2 separate regions of the Homo sapiens genome follow, and region 1 is linked to region 2. Evidence: chromatin loops called from intact Hi-C (ENCODE). Cell type or tissue: thyroid gland. All regions are shown on one strand. Each heading gives the region's core, and the rest is flanking DNA. Links, peaks and the distances in the headings are about the cores only. Region 1 holds the start of CFAP126 (cilia and flagella associated protein 126). Region 2 overlaps TOMM40L (translocase of outer mitochondrial membrane 40 like).

Evidence for each region. A loop is a pair of places that touch in the nucleus more often than their neighbours do. Peaks named below come from ENCODE experiments on the same cell type or tissue, not always from the same donor. Only the 100,000 strongest peaks of a DNase experiment are listed, where the experiment ranks them.
Region 1: it touches region 2 in a loop (4-fold over the local background); 37 of 110 quality-filtered maps call a loop at or near these places.

Annotation. Positions count from the first base shown.
Region 1 is chr1:161,363,897-161,372,226 of GRCh38, forward strand. It overlaps CFAP126 (cilia and flagella associated protein 126), which reads right to left and starts at 3,980. Exons shown (of 5, transcript NM_001013625.4): 1 at 3,946-3,980; 2 at 2,543-2,605; 3 at 2,302-2,382; 4 at 1,630-1,806; 5 at 837-1,254. The coding sequence starts at 3,972. The coding sequence ends at 1,069. RefSeq lists an enhancer at 1,283-1,785. In thyroid gland, for the core only: a CTCF peak has its summit at 4,109; a DNase peak (open chromatin) is centred at 4,025; H3K27ac peaks cover 533 bases.
Region 2 is chr1:161,228,090-161,236,376 of GRCh38, forward strand. It overlaps TOMM40L (translocase of outer mitochondrial membrane 40 like), which reads left to right. Exons shown (of 10, transcript NM_032174.6): 7 at 97-219; 8 at 339-415; 9 at 626-728; 10 at 867-2,657. The coding sequence ends at 1,006. It overlaps NR1I3 (nuclear receptor subfamily 1 group I member 3), which reads right to left. Exons shown (of 9, transcript NM_005122.5): 3 at 7,758-7,888; 4 at 5,080-5,249; 5 at 4,718-4,857; 6 at 3,240-3,385; 7 at 3,028-3,144; 8 at 2,724-2,829; 9 at 1,580-1,837. The coding sequence ends at 1,708. Among named protein-coding and RNA genes, the nearest start is that of MIR5187, 5.0 kb to the left of the region's middle. In thyroid gland, for the core only: no CTCF peak of the experiment used is centred there; no DNase peak of the experiment used is centred there.

The DNA of each region.
Region 1 (8,330 bases), core at 87-8,086, 140 kb after region 2:
ATTCAGGGTCCCAAATAGTATTTGGCTTTAAGTAATGATTGGTTTTCCCTTTTTACTAGAGGGGCCCTGGGAAGTCCTTGTACCTTTCCTCCATTTTAAACCAGCTGTTCTCTACTTTGTCCTTGGAATGAGGGACAAGTGATCATGACAGAACACTTTGTCATTGGGACTGGGAAAGGTTTGGCAAGGGCATTAAATTTAACAGCCAGTGCCAGGAAAATATAAAATGGGGTCAATGATAAACAGCTGTTAGAGGCTGGAAAATGGGTAGGGCAGTTGAATTTTTTGGTGGTTTCGTACCATTTGGGTGATTGAAGCATGGTAGTGGGTGGGTGGGGGGTGTGACAGAGCATCATGTTTGTTATTCTGCCTTAAATTTCTACTTACTGTCTTTTTCTTCTCTGTCTTCCAATCACTTTAATATCTTCAATTTTCAAACTATATTTGTACTTGGGCTTAGATAGAAAGTCTTACACAAGCATAGTATCTTCTACTTTGGTTTTCCCTACCTTTTCTTCCCCACCTTCTCCAAACACACATATACATACTCTACTCAATTCTATTTCTGATTTTGTAGTTGTTAGTTGTCCATGCTCAGGATAAAAAATGAGTGGGTAGGGTTGAGGGACTGGTTCTTTGAGGTTCTGCCCTTTTTCCATGATTCAGACCAACTTTCTCTTGGTCATTTCTGGAGTATAACTGACTCAATTCTTGTAAAAATGTGTTCCACCCAAACCACTGTATGTTCTTTTCCCTACTTTATTTTCTCCTACCTTCCTTCTCCTAATTGTGTTACAAGAGGCAGCCATAGCAAGAATGGAAAATCCAGATCAGTAAAAGATTCAACAAAAAAAAGTTTATTTTCCAAATTTGCTTTTACTCCCACCCCAAAATTTCCCTGTTTCACAGTTCTGACTGGGGGCTCTTGTTTATTTCACTGAGTCGCTATACGGGTTTTTCAGTGTGTGGCCACTTGGTCCATATGAAGTTCCAGGTTTGTATTTCTGGACCTCAGCTAGATTAGGCCCTGCCCAGAGTTCTAGCATACGTGGACTTCCAGGTGGGCTCTTAGGATTTGGCTGGTCTTTGGGGACCTGGAGTATGACCTGCAGAGGGGTGTGAGCTTTGGAGTTCATCTGGGGAATTGAGGTTGGCAGCTGGGGAGCTTGGAATTATGGTTGGACTTCGTGCTTGTTGTACAGTCTTTGTGATAGACTTCTTTCTGAGTTTCTTCTGACTGTCTGGATCATGGGGCTGTCAGTGATAAGAGTGGGAGAGATAGTCATGTCTCTGGTCAGGCCCGGATCATTCCTAATGCACCTCAGGATTCTAACTCCCTTTCTCCCCATACCATGGGCAGTAGATCAAGTTTCAAATAAGAAAAGTTAAATTTGATTTCTCTAACCACCCTCCCCCACCTTGAGATTAGATCATTTTCTACTGTTGGGGGTATGATGTCCTTAGCCCATCCCTTCAGGCCTCAGAAGGTGATTAAGGACTAGTCAAGATAAGACAAATTGGTTAGAGGTCCCCCATGCTGGGATAGTGGTGGCATAACAATAGACATTTTTTGAGGTTGAAAAGAAATTGAGACTACAGGGTTTTGGGTTAGATGGGAAGAATAGATACCTTGCCTAAGATTTCAGGACACAGCCCATTGGAGGCCTTGAGTAAATCAGGATTTTTCTGTATCCATTTGGTGAGGGAGGCAGCACCAGCAGTTGTACGGGAGGTCAGGGTCACCCGAGCAGGGGGTATCTTCAGAGGCATTTGCCAGGTGCCCATGAAGGAACCCCAAGGATTTGCCTAAAAATGAAAAGGGATTCCTCAGTAGGGCTTCTCACTCCCAGTAACTGACTTAGACCTCTGTATTATTTCCTTTCTTTACCTTTAGGAATGCATGGTTATGAAACAAGACTGAAAGCATAATCTTCCCACCCTTCCTTATCCCCCTCCCTCATTTAGGCTTTGCAGGCCTAATTTTTTCATCCCCTTTACTCTGCCAACTTAAATTCCACATCCTTAGGCCGAGTGTGGCAAAGGAGTACCCACTGCACAAATGTCATCACCTGAAGGCTTTCATTTATACAGATCATTGATCAATTTAAGAACTTCTGAAGGGTGCTAAACACAACTCTATCCTGCTGGGTAAGCTGGCCGGAAGTTCAGGGGCTCTCACATTACAACATGAATTAGATTAAACTTTAATTTTCCCGATAATGGCTGTGAGAGACTGCACATCTCCCAGTTCTGTGCCTTAATTATTTGACTTTCTTGATAGGAGTGAAGATAGTATCTCACCTTGGAACGGGGCACAGAAGGCAGTAGATGACCACGATCGTTGGCAATAATTTGAGTGTAGCCTTCATGAGAAGAGATGCTCTGGGGTACAAGTGGGAGAGATAAAGGTTTGTGAGGGGAAAAAGGGAAGTATTTGGGGAGCTTGGTCAGAGAAGGATATGGGAGTTTAGAGAATGCTAAAAGGAGTTAATTGACAGGGAGAGCATGAGGCTATCTTGTAGGTGCACTGAACATGGAATACCTCTTTTGTTGGCTTAGTGGGAGACCAGTTCTGCAGATACTTGGATGAGAAAGCCTTTTCATACTGTGGAGAGAAAGATAAGTAGCCCTATGAGACTTCAAGGCCCCAAACCCAGGAAATGAAGACTAGGCACAATTCTTTAGATTTGAAGACCAAAGGCCTGACCAACCATGTAGGCTTTAAGTCACTATGACAAGGGTGTAATTTGTTTGGTCTAGATGTGTGCTGTCCAGCATGGAGCCGGGAGCCACATGGAGCTGTTGAGCACCTGAAATATGACTAGTTCAAATTGAGGTGCTTTGTAAATATGAAATATGCTGAATTTTTAAGTTTTTTTCTTTTCTTTTTTTTTTTGAGATAGGATCTTGGTCTGCCACCTGGGTTGGAGTCAGTGGCATGATCCTAGCTCACTGCAGCCTTGGACACCTGGGTTCAAGCGATCCTCCTCCCTCAGACTCACAGGTAGCTGGGACTACAGGTGCATGCCACCATGTCCAGCTAATTTTTAAATTTACTTGTAGAGACGAGGTCTCACCATATTGCCCAGGGTGGTCTCAAACCCCTGGCCTCAAGCGATCCTTGTGCCTCAGCCTCCCAAAGTGTTGGGATTACAGACGTGAGCTACAACACCCAGCAGGTTTTGGAGATTTAGTACAAAAAAAGAACGTAAAATGTCTGATTATAATTTTTTAAATACTGATTAAATGTTGAAATAATATTTGGATTTATTGGGTTAAATTCAATATATTTAAATTTTATGTTTTAATTTTTTCATGTAGCTACTAGAAAATTTAAAATTACATTTGTGGGTCGCACTCTTTTTGTTGGGCAGCACTGGTCTAGATCAGGAGTTGGTAAACTATGGCCTATGGGCCATATCCATATTGCTGCCTGTTTGGGGATGGCCTGAGAGTAAGGGTGATTTTTATAGATGAACATTTACAATTGATTCAGTCAAATGGAACACTAACTTTGAATCCCAGTTAAGTGAAATGTTTTCTCAACCCCCAAAATTCCATTATTTTCATTAGTAGTACAAAAAATTGTACTCAGTTATATTTTGAATTTGTCAAAAATGTTATGGAAAAATGTTTTTCTTTAATTATGCAAGTAGCTACAGAATATTTTTGACTTTGCCACTTGGCCTGCAAAGCCTAAAATTTTTACACTCCGCCCTTTTACAGAAAAAAAATTGCCAACTTCTGGTTTACACCCTACAAATTTAACCAAGAGATACCTTTGGATCGCCCCTGGGCTCTCTCTATCCCTGAGGAGGTAAAATATTATCTCACTCCACTCTCAGCTATCTGTTCAAAGATCAGAATCCTATGAGAGGGGACAGTCCAAAGATAGAATCTGAAAAACAAAAGTAAACGTTAAAGAAATGGAGAATGGGAACTTACCTGGTTGGCACTGTAGTTAGTGGCCATGATCTTGTGCTGTTTACACTCGTTGCTTGGCAACTGCAGAAGGCCGACCTCCTGGGACTACCAATGAGCAGAGGCTGCCTTTCTCTTCTGCTTATTATTATTCACTTCCTTGGCTCACACTGCCCCCATTTGTTTTCTCTGGAACTTAGATTCATTTTTATTTTACAGACGGGAAAGACTGAGTAAATGTGAGAAAATTAGCTGAATAGCCACTACTTTTTTTCTGGCATAACCTACCCCTGCTTAAGAACTTCCACGGGCCTTTGATTGGGGTTTTTAACCACTTTAACAAACCATGTAACCCTGAGAGCTATGCTTGTTGGACAACATGGTGTAATGTACCACAGGCTGTAGAGCCAGATACTGGGGTTTGAATCCTTATTCAACATGGGAACATAGGAGCTATATGACATTAAACAACTGTCTTGTCTTCACTAAATTTCTATCAACTCATTTGTATTGTGGGGATAATAGAGCCTGCTTTTACAGGGTAAGTGAGATAAAATGAATAAAGTGTCTAGACAATATCATAGCATAGTAGGTATTCAATCCTGGTGAGATCCTGTTTATAAGGCCCACTACTTTGTCTTATCAGGCAGAATAACAAAGGAACAATATTTAAAAAGCAACTAGCTCAAATCTGTCCCCAGAAGGAAAAACATATCTTGTCCTTGGTCCTTAAAAAATTTCCTCTGTCACTGTCTAGAATCAGCACCTAAGAACACAGGCGTTTAGTGTTGACTGGAATAAAATGGAATCGGGTGCTGGTGCAGGGAGATTGAGCAGGGATGAAGAGAGAAAATCACAGAGTGGAAAGGATCAGGTTTGGAGAGTTCAATGGGGGGCTGCCAGGACATAAGCCTAATATGTGTGGGACAAGGAAACCCCTCTGAAACTCATAAAATGGTATTGTAATACCCATCTATGAGGTGGTTAGGAGAATTAATAAGTAAGTAGAACTGTGCTTTGTGAATTGTAAAGTGAATTTATATATAAGGTGTCAAGATGAAAGGGAAAAACTAAGAAATAAGTTGCCCAAAGATATCATTAGGACCAGGAGACCATTATAAAGTATATCCAGGCCGGGCACGGTGGCTCATGCCTGTAATCCCAGCACTTTGGGTGGCCGAAGCAGACGGATCACAAGGTCAGGAGTTCGAGACCAGCCTGGCCAACATGGAGAAACCCTGTCTCTACTAAAAATACAAAAAATTAGCCAGGCATGGTGGTGCATGCCTCTAATCCCAGCTACTCGGGAGGCTGAGGCAGGAGAATTGCTTGAACCCGGGAGGCGGAGGTTGCAATGAGCAGAGATCATGCTACTACTGCACTTCAGCCTGGGCGACAGCGTGAGACTCCGTCTCAAAAAATAAAAAATAAATAAAGTATATCCATCAGTCCCTTCTCTTTTCCTTCTTCCCCCAAAATCCTCATCTTAACCAACACACCAAGTATAAGAGCACTCCTATGCTTCTGCAGATGGAGGGAAGAACAGCTCTTGTTTTATAGGCTCTGGAGTTAATACCTGGATAATGTGAGATCTGGAAAGATAACTCATGAGCTTAGTCCCTGTGGTTCTTATCACTCTCTAGAGAAGAGTTCTTTAAGGACCAAGGACTATCTTTGCTCTAGGATATCCATTTTGGCCCTTTAATCTGCAATGATAGGCTAGCATTATTTCTCTTAGAATTTGTCTTCAGTTGGTATGCCTCCCTCTGCCTTTCTGATAGGAATGTAATGATAAATGATGACTGCACTCATTTTTAAAAGTTAACCAGTTTTTGTTCAATTGAAAAAGTAATGTACATGGAAAAAATTTCATGTTTACAGGATGTTCAGTGAAAAGCAAATCTCCATTTGATTTCAACTCTCAGTCTTGCTCCTCAGGGCAACTGCTGTTACTCATTTCTTGTGTCTCCTTCCAGAAATCTTCTCTGCATACAAACACTAATGAGAGAGCTGTCCACATTGCTTTTTGATTTGCTTTTTGACTATCTTGGGGATTATGTTTTTATCATAATATTCCATTTTGGGATGCACCATAGTTTGTTCAGACCCATATGGATGACCATTTAGTTTATTTATAGTCTTTTGCTAATAAGGACATTGCTGTAATGAAAAATCCCTATGTATCTTTATGAATATGTATGTATGTATTTTTATGTACATATGTGATCTGTAGGATAAATGTTTTAAAGTACATTGCAAAGTCAAAAGGGTTTGTGCATTTAAAATAAGTAGATAGGCCGGGTGCGGTGGCTCACATCTGTAATCCCAGCACTTTGGGAGGCTGAGGCGGGCGATCACGAGGTCAGGAGATCGAGACCATCCTGGCTAACATGGTGAAACCCCATCTCTACTAAAAATACAAAACATTAGCTGGGCGTGTGGCGGGGGCCTGTAGTCCCAGCTACTCAGGAGGCTGAGGCAGGAGAATGGCGTGAACCCAGGAGGCGGAGCTTGCAGTGAGCCACGATCGCGCCACTGCAGTCCAGCCTGGGAGACAGAGCGAGACTCCGTCTCAAAAATAAATAAATAAATAAAATAAAATAAGTAGATAATGTCAAATTACCACTGAAAGACATTGTGCCAGTTTGTACTTCTACCAGTGGTGTATGATGGCGTATGAGTGCCTAGTTCTCTGCTTTCTTTTCAACATCATCGTTTTTTCTTTTTTTTTCAGTTTAAACCAATTTTAATTGAACTAATAGAATTGAACTAATAGAACTAATTGATTGAACTAGTAGAACTAATGTTAACTGAGCAGTTACTATATACATGCCAGGCACAGTTCTAATTGCTTTACTACATTTTCTCATTTAGTTCTCAACCCAACCAAGGAAACTGGAGAATACACAGTGAGGAGTAGAGCCAGGATTTAATCCCAAGTATTCTGACTCTAGAGCCAGCAGTTTTAACCATTATATCATATTGCTTGTTAAGCTGTAGGTTAAACATGGTATATAATTTTATTTTTTGTTTTTGTTTTGAGACGGTCTCCCTGCCGCCTAAGCTCTGGAGTGCAGTGGTTCCATCAATATCCTGAGGTCAAGCAATCCTCCCACCTTAGCCTCCCAAGTAGTTGGGAGTATAGGCATGAGCTACCATGCCCAGCTAATTTAAAAAAACAAATTTTTTTTAAGAGATAGGGTCTTAACTATATTGTTCCTCTTGTCTTGAATTCATGGCCTCAAGTGATTCTTCGACCTCTGGAAGTGTTGAGATTACAGGCACGAGCCACCACACCCACCCAACATGGTATATCATTGTTTTAAATTTGCATTTCTTTAATTAGGGTGTTTTTATATGTGTATAAACTGTTTTTATTTTAATTTTTTTCCCTGAAAATGGCCTTTAATGTATTTTGCCACTTACTATTGGGCTGTTGACTTTTTTTTTTGAAACCAGTCCTCCCTCTGTCACCCAGGCTGGAGTGCAGTGGCATCATCTTGGTTCACTGTAACTTCTGCCTCTCAGGTCCAAACAATCCTCCCACCTCAGCCTCCCGAATAACTGGAACTACAGGGATGCACCACCACACCCAGCTGATTTTTTAATTTTTTTTGTAGAGATGGGATTTTGCCATGTTGCCCAGGCTGGTTTTGAACTCCTGGGCTCAAGCCATCTGCCCACCTCAGCTTCCCAAAAAGCTGGGATTACAGGCTTGAGCCACTGCACCCAGCCTGTTGATCATGTTCATTAATCTGTTTGAACTCCATATATTAAGGAAATTAGTCCTTTGTCAAATATGTTGCAAATATTCCCTCCAATTTGTCACTTACTTTCATTTTGTTGGTGGTTTTTCTGTTTTGTTGTTGTTTTTCTGTGGGTTTTTTTTTTTTTTTTTGCCATGGACATGTTTTTAGTACTTATGTAGTAGTCAGATGTATTACTCATTTTTTCTGTGCTCTGGATCTTATGCTTTGAATGGCTTTTTGTGAATTCCAATATTTTAAAAATAATTTACCCCTAGCTTCAGTTCTTACATTTAAATATTTGTTCCTTCTGGAATTTTAGTGAATGTGGACAAGGTTATGCTTCAGTTGCCTTAACTAGTTGCCTTGGCATCATTAATAAGTTTTCTTTTCCTCTACTGATTTGAAATGCCATTTTTAATGTATTCCCTAACATATTTGGGTCTGTTTCTGGATCCTCTAACCCACTGTTCTAGAGAGAAAGGTGATCGTTTTAGATTATTTGTCTCTCTGTAATCTAAAATCCAAGGTACACGCTGGGCACAGTGGCTCACACGTGTAATCCTAGCACTTTCGGAGGCTGAGGCAGGTGGAACAGTTGAGGACAGAAGTTCGAGACCAGCCTGACCAACATGGCGAAACTCTGTTTCTACTAAAAATACA
Region 2 (8,287 bases), core at 1-8,000:
TTCTTGGGCAGGCTGGGGTGGCGGTTATTGGGAGTGAGGGAGCAGGTCTGGATATTGTCTCTATGACTGACTCCATGTCTCCCCATTCCCCCACAGTGATCATGGTTGCTCACTTCCTGCAGAGCCTCACTCATCGGCTGGTGCTGGGAGGAGAGCTAGTTTATCACCGGCGGCCAGGCGAAGAGGGGGCCATCTTGACACTGGCTGGGAAGTACTCGGGTATGGGGCGAAGTGAAGTAGTGGTGGTGGTGGGGGGCAATTCTGGACTTTTCTGGGGTTCCTGGCCTGTGTCATACTACAGTTAACACTCCTTCCCCTCTGTACTTTGGATTTTACAGCTGTACACTGGGTAGCTACATTGAATGTGGGATCAGGCGGGGCCCATGCAAGTTACTACCACAGGGCAAATGAACAGGTGAGACCTCTGATCTCATTCCCTCCTTGTCAGCAAGTCAGTCATGAACTTCTGTTCATCTGGACCTCTATCGCCCTGCTGACCTATTTTTCTTCCTACCACGCTGTGTATATATTTACATGCATGCCTCCATTCTGCTGATTCCCCATCAGGACCCTTCTGGTCTTCACTGATACTGATCTCTCTCTCATCCTTGCCCATGGTTCTCAGGTTCAGGTTGGAGTGGAGTTTGAGGCAAACACAAGGCTACAAGACACAACATTCTCCTTTGGTTACCACCTGACTCTGCCCCAGGCCAACATGGTATTTAGAGGTGAGGGTTATTGGGAGACATTTGGCTATCCTGAGGAATGGGGGATGCAGAGGAGGGAGGGAAGCTCGACCTTACTTCTGGTGACTATTTCCTCCAATCCCTGTTAAATAATCTAGTGGGTATTCTCTCCCCCAACAGGCTTGGTGGATAGTAACTGGTGTGTAGGTGCTGTGCTGGAGAAGAAGATGCCCCCTCTGCCTGTCACCCTAGCCCTTGGAGCCTTCCTCAATCACTGGCGCAACAGATTCCATTGTGGCTTCAGCATCACTGTGGGCTGAGGTTGTCCAGAGCCAGCCCCCACAGCAGCTGGAACCTCTGAGTCAGGTGCCCTAGGGCCAAAGACTAGGCCCCTCTTCAGAGCCCACCTTGCTGGGTGATCTCTAGGACCCAGGAGCAGAGTGGTGGACAGGACCATGCCCTCCTCAGAACTGGAGCTGCCACAGGGGCAGTTGATGAGGCAGAGGTTTGAGGATCCCCCCTCTGCTACCAGCCCCAGTATCACCTTCCCCATGCTCTTGTGGCTGTGGACTAAGGGAGAAGGATTAAGGGGTATGGCTGAATTCCCCCGGCACCCCTTGCCCTCAGGCTTCCTTCTTCCTTTCCCTTTGGTTAATCCTGCATGGGATTAGCTGACCATCCTGTTTTCCATCCCAGAGCCTCCCAAGGCTGGGAAAGTAGGGCTGAAGGGCTAGATGTTTGGTCTCAGGAAGTGGGGCCCACCCATTCCCAGAAGGAGCTTCTTTACCTCTTAGCCCTGAGGTTTCCTCCTTCCCATCTTCTGTGCTTCCAGAGAACAACTTTGTTCCTATGGTCACCCCCACTATCCCCATGACCGCATGAAGAGGCAGTTATTGCTTTAGTCTTTCATTGCAACCACTGGGCTCCCTTTGAACCCGGCCCAATCTTTGGTCCCAGCATTTTCCCACTCCAGTGTATCCAGGGTGTTCCAGGTGAGCTGGGGAAGGAAGTGAGCATGGCCTCAGCTGCAGATCTCCTGGAGCAGCGGCATCATGGCAGACAGGCCCTGGATGTGCTGGATTTGGTACCCGTAGGCCTCATTAATGCTCCGGAGCTCAGCCAGCAGGCCTAGCAACTTCGCATACAGAAACCTTTGGAGGAAGTAGTGGGGTTGCCAGGAAAACAGGAGGGAAATAAGGCAGTTGGGAGTCTTGTCTCTAGGCCCTGATCCCCTGAACTATTCCTCAGTGAAGCCAGGTCTGAACATTAGAGAAAATCATGCTCTGGTATGACAGACTATCAGAGGTTCCAAAGGTCCTCCAGGGGGCCTCGGTCTGACACTGTCTTCTCTCACCATGCTCAGTTTTTTCTGAACCCAGAGCTCTGAGAGCCGAGTGTGAAGAAAGCTCCAGACTTGGCCAGAACTCCAACCATGTGGAATCTGAGGGCCTGGCCTTCTAGAGCAGGTTCTAGAAGGTGGATGTGTTCTATGGTATAAAGCATCCCCTTTCTGGCCAAACTAGCTCTTGGAGGAACGAGCAAAACAGAAGCGGTGCATACCTCAGAGCCTGGATAAATCACAGACTATTGAACCTGGAACTGGCTTTGACCATGAAACTGTGAATGGCCCTAACTTCAAGGGAAATGAGAAATCGAAGGAATTGGCCCAATGGCGAGGAGAGGAAAGGCCAAGGGAAGAGAAAAGTCTGCGTTAGTCTGGAGAAGTTGGACTAGTGAGGTAATGGATGTCATCAATCTCAGGAATGCTATTACCCAGAGCCTCTGAGCTACTACTTTGCATCTGTACTGAATAAAAAAAAAATCTGGAAAAAGTGAGATGAAACAGCAGTATCCAAATACAGCAATTTGGATGCTGAAACGATGTGAGACAGGGATGGCCAGGGGGAAGGACTAGACCCCACGATACCTGAATTCCCTAAGGAAAGGACAGTAAAAAAACATTCCTCCCAAGCTCAATGTTTCACCAACCCCTTCCTGCCCTGGTGTGGCCTCCAAGCCCTCAGTGTCCCACCGTACCGATCCCGGGGCCTTCGCTGCTGGCCCTTGATGTAGCTTTGCAGAGTCAGTGCCATCTCCTCTTGCAGCTGATCAATCTCATCTCTCTGGGTAACTCCAGGTCGGTCTGTAAGATAGGGAGCTGGGAAGGACAAGTTGGGTGGCAGGGGTGGGCCTGCGTGGTGCCCCGGGGACTGAGGCTGGGATAGACCTAGTCTGCAGGTTTGATAGCTAGGCTAGAAGGCCTGGGTGGATGGACTCAAGGAGCTGAGTATTTGGGCAGAGGTGGTGCAGCAAAAGGCTCTGGGCTTTGGGAGGTGCTCACCAGGAGAGAAGAGGGCCATGGCAGCCAAGAGCACATACTCAGGCTCTTGGAGCTGCAGTTTTCGTAGTGTTCCATGGAAGTGAAAGAGCAACTCCAAAAACTCTACCTGGAACCCCACTGTGGGAGATACTAGGATTAGGAGCCTCTAGGTCACCTGACCACATCCTGTACCATGAGGACACATGCCCCCTATTGCTCTAGCACCATCTCACCACGGGCTCCATCTTCAATTGTGTAGCGAAGAGGCCCGCAGAGGAAGTTTTGTGTTTGGAGACAGAAAGTGGTATTGAGTACGATGTGACAGATTTCCACAGCTGCTCCCTTGAGAAGGGAGATCTGGTCTTCAATGGGCAGGGAACTGTGGAAAGCAGGAAACAAGGACACTTTTCAATTTTTTTTTTTCTGAGACAGAGTCTCACTGTCACCCTGGCTGGAGTGCAGTGGCGTGATCTCTGCTCACTGTAACCTCTGCCTCCTGGGTTCAAGCAATTCTCCTGCCTCAGCCTCCCAAGTAGCTTGGATTACAGGCGTGTGCCACCATGCCTGGCTGATTTTTTGTATTTTTAGTAGAGACGGGTTTTCACCATGTTGGCCAGGCTGGTCTCCAACTACTGACCTCAGGTGATCCACCTGCCTTGACCTCTCAAAGTGCTGGGATTACAGGCATGAGCCACTGCACCCGGCCCACTTTTTAATTTTTTGTTTGTTTATATGTTTTTATTTTTTGTAAAGATGGAGTCTTACTATGTTGCCCAGGGTGGTCTCGAACTCCTAGGCTCAAGCAGTCCTCCTGCCTTGGCCTTCCAAAGTGCTGGGATTATAGGTGTGAGCCACTGTGCCCAGCCGACAAGGGCACCTTATTATTATTCTTATTAATTAATTTATTTTTGAGACAGAGTGTTGCTCTGTCACCCAGGCTGGATGTAGTGGCCTGATCTCGGCTACAGCAAACCTCCGCCTCCTGGGTTCAAGTGATTCTTCTGCCTCAGCCTCCTGAGAAGCTGGGATTATAGGCGCCCACCACCACACCCAGCTAAGTTTTGTATTTTTAGTAGAGACGGATTTCACCATGTTGGCCAGGCTGGTCTCAAATTCCTGAGCTCAAGTGATCCACCCACCTTGGCCTCTCAAAGTGCTGGGATTACAGGCATGAGCCACCGTGCCTGGCCTATTATTATTATTTTTAGCTTTCATTTTTTGAGACAGAGTCTCACTCTGTCACCCAGGCTGGAATGCAGCGGTGCTATCTGAGCTCACTGCAGCCTCAACCTCCTGGGCTCAAGTGATCCTCCCACTTCAGCTTCCTGAGTACCTGGGACTACAGGCACCCACCATCATGCCCAGCTAATTTTTGTATTTTTTGTAGAGTTGGGGTTTTGTCATGTTGCTGAGGCTGGTCTCAAACTTCTGGACTCAAGCGATCTGCCAGCCTCCGCCTCCCAAAGTGCTGGGATTACTAGTGTGAGCCACTGCGCGGCACCTCAAGGGCACTTTAGATGCAAGCCTGTACTTCAGAGATGGAGAAGAACTCCCAGTTCTGATTGGCACATTTAAAACCAAAGCTGGGAATTCAAGACCTAATGCTTGGAAAGGCTGACGCATGTGATAATTTGTAGTCAGTGACTTTTCGGGGTGGATATACAATTTACTGAAGTGTTTGCCTCCTGAAAGATGAGGGGAGGTCACTCACCGGAAGACGGGCAGGTCCTTAGTAAACTTGATGACTTGCAGTACCATGAAAGTGTTGATGTCTGCGAAGTGTGTGACCAGAGGCAGCACAGGGGCCAGGGTGGGCAAGGGCTGGTGATGGATGAACAGATGAGCTGGAGGCTGCAATGATCAGAACATTAGCTAGAGGCTCTGGCCCTAGGGCCCTCCTTTAGGCCTCGCCAGCCTTATCTTGGAAGAGTTCCTTGCTGAGAAGCCTGCTCAGGCTGGGGTTCTGGAGATCTGTTCTCAGTATCAGTGCATGGCATACACCCCTCTCCTTCAGACCAGCATTTTTGGGTGCCCTTTTAGTTGTATTCCAACCCAAATCCTGTCGGTGCTCACCCTAAACTGCACAAACTGTTCAAACATGGTGCCCATGTGGCGGGTGTGGGCCCCCAGGAGTGTCCGGATCAGCTCTTCTTGCTCCTTACTCAGTTGCACAGGTGTTTGCTGTGCCCGCCGCTGGGCCTGCTTTGCTCGCCGCAATGCCAGGGCTTCTGCCGACAGTATCACTGTGCCAGGCAAGAGATCATGACAAAGCTGTTGAGACCAGCAGAGCATTTCTCTCTGCTGGTCCCTGATCTGGGGCCCCTCAGCTGCCCTGCACAACGAAGGATGGGGGCAGTGGGGGGAATTCCTGAGACTTTCTTGGGCTTGGCTAAAGTCCTAGAGGCTCCAGGAGGCAGGGGGCTCCTATACACTTCCACCAACCTGTGAAGAACTGCAGCAGAAAACTGCACTGTGGGGGAGAAGGGAAGGGTGGCGAGGAAAGTATGAAAGATGTGAGGAAAGGTGCGAGGGCTTTTGGGGAAACAGTGTAGAGGGAGGGGTCTTCATACCTAGAACATCACTTTATATGATGTTTTCAAATAATCCTTCAAAAATAATCAAATAATCCTTTCAAATAAACCTTTATCTGATGTTTTAGCAAAATTTCAAAACTTCTGAGGTTAAATCCCACTGAATGAAACAACCCCAGGATAGGCAGGGCTGGTATTCATCATATATATATGTGTGTGTGTGTGTGTGTGTGTGTGTGTGTGTGTGTGTGTGTGTGTGTGTATATGTGTGTGTATATATATGTGTATATATGTATATATATGTGTATACATGTATATATGTGTATATATGTGTATATATATGTGTATATATATATTTTTTTGTTTGTTTTGTTTTGTTTTGAGATGGAGTCTGTCACTCTGTCGCCCAGGCTGGAGTGCAATGGAGCAATCTCGGCTCACTGCAACCTCTGCCCCCTGGGTTCAAGCAATTCTCCCTGCCTCAGCCTCCTGACTAGCTGGGATTACAGGCACCCACCATCACGCCCTGCTAATTTTTTTTTTTTTTTGTATTTTTAGTAGAGACGGGGTTTCACCATGTTGGCCAGGCTGGTCTCGAACTCCTGACCTCAAGTGATCCACTCACCTCGGCCTCCCAAAGTGCTGGGATTACAGGCGTGAGCCACTGCACCCAGCCCAATCACATTTTTTAGAAATGTGGACAGGCTTAGATTCTGGTGACAGAACCAAGGTCACAAAATAAGTAATATAGATTGAATTCAAACCAAAATCTTTTGACTTCTGCAAAAGATCCAAGATCAAACCAAGATCTTGAATTCAGACCAAGATCCTTTGACTTCTACAGTTTCCTTTCATTCTTCCATAGTGAGAATCGTGTGATATGGAAAAAGCAAGAGTTTGGGAGTCAGGTAAACTTGAGTTTGAATACTGACTGTACAACTTCTTCTTCCTTCTTCTTTTCCTAGAGAGGACATCTCACTCTGTTGACCAGGCTGGTCTTGAATTCCTGACCTCAACAATCCTCTTGTCTCAGCCTTCCAAAGTGCTGGGATTAGAGGTGTGAGCCACCGTGCTCGGCCTGCACAAGTTTTTAGTTGAATTAACTTGGGCAAATTAACTTCCGTGAGCCCCAGTTACATCCTCCTTTGGGAGCATAGCACAGTTACCTGGCACAGAGAAAGCATTAATTAAGTTATTGAGCACCTACTAGGTGACAGGCACTATACTCAACAGATAGAAAATAAAAAACACACCTGTAATCTGAGCACTTTGGGAGGCGGAGGTGGGCAGATCGCCTGAGGCCAGGAGTTTGAGACCAGCGTGGTCAACATGGTGAAAGCTCATCTCTACTAAAAATACAAAAAATTAGCTGGGTGTGGTGGCACATGCCTGTAATCCCAGCTATGCAGGAGGCTGAGGCAGGAGAATCACTTGAACGCAGGAGGCGGAGGTTGCAGTGAGCCGAGATGGCGCCACTGCACTCCAGCCTGGGCAACAGAGTATGAGACTCTATCAAAAAAAATAGAAAGAAAAGAAAAGACAAGACTAGCCATGTGGCTATCTAGGAGAAAAGCATTTCAGGTAGAGGAAATGGCAAGTGGAAAAGCCTTGGGGAAGAGTGCGCTTGGTGTTTTTTTTTTTTTTTTTTTTTTTTTTGAGTCGGAATCTGGCTCTGTCACCCAGGCTGGAGTGCAGTGGCGCGATCTCGGCTCACTGCAAGCTCCGCCTCCCGGGTTCACGCCATTCTCCTGCCTCAGCCTCCCGAGTAGCTGGGACTACAGGCGCCCGCCACTACGGCCGGCTAATTTTTTTTGTATTTTTTTAGTAGAGACGGGGTTTCACTGTGTTAGCCAGAATGGTCTCGATCTCCTGACCTCGTGATCCGCCTGCCTCGGCCTCCCAAAGTGCTGGGATTACAGGCGTGAGCCACCGCGCCCGGCCTGGTGTTTCTAAGAATGACAGTGAAGTCAGTGTGGCTAGAATTGGTTGAGTAAAGGGGGAAGAGTATGAAATAAAGTCTGAAAGGTGTTGTGGGAGAGCTAGATCATGAGATCACGTACTTTGAGATGGGGAGCCATTGGATGTCTTGAGTGAATAGTGACATAATCCAACTAGTTTCAAAAAGAGTACTGTGCCTGCTATGTAGAGAATGCACTGTTGGGAACAAGGACAAAGACAGACGCAGTCAATGGATTCTTGAGATGTAGGGGGCCAACTCACTGTCTTTCCTCATGCCAGCATCTAAGCACTTCTGCAACCTGCAGGCTGGGCAGTGGCGCCTCTGAGTCTTGCTGACTTCACAGCTTCCAGCAAAGGGGCAGGTGGGACCAATGCTTTTGCTGACTGTTCTCCTGTGAGACACAGAGATGTTGTTAGAGTCTGGGATGCAATGGATAGGTGAGGGGCTGAGATGACATGGTCTAAAAGACCTGGGAATCTGGTGAAATGGACTAATCTGAGCTGTGCCCAAAGGTCCCCAGGGGTGGATAGTATCCAACACATCTCAAGCATTTCCATGGCAACACAGGATCACTCCAGAAAGCCTAGTTGATGTAGTACTAGCTAGGTGCTTCACAGGCAGTGGGTACATAATAAATGCTCTTGACTAATGGGCTGTGTCCATCAGACAAACATTCAGCTTTCCCTCTGTTATGCCACCAGTTTATACAGTGATGTGTTTGGCAAGATGTAGGATGCCAGCCACAGGGTAGTTAGACTCTAAGATAAAGGAGTAATGTAGCTGGACAGGC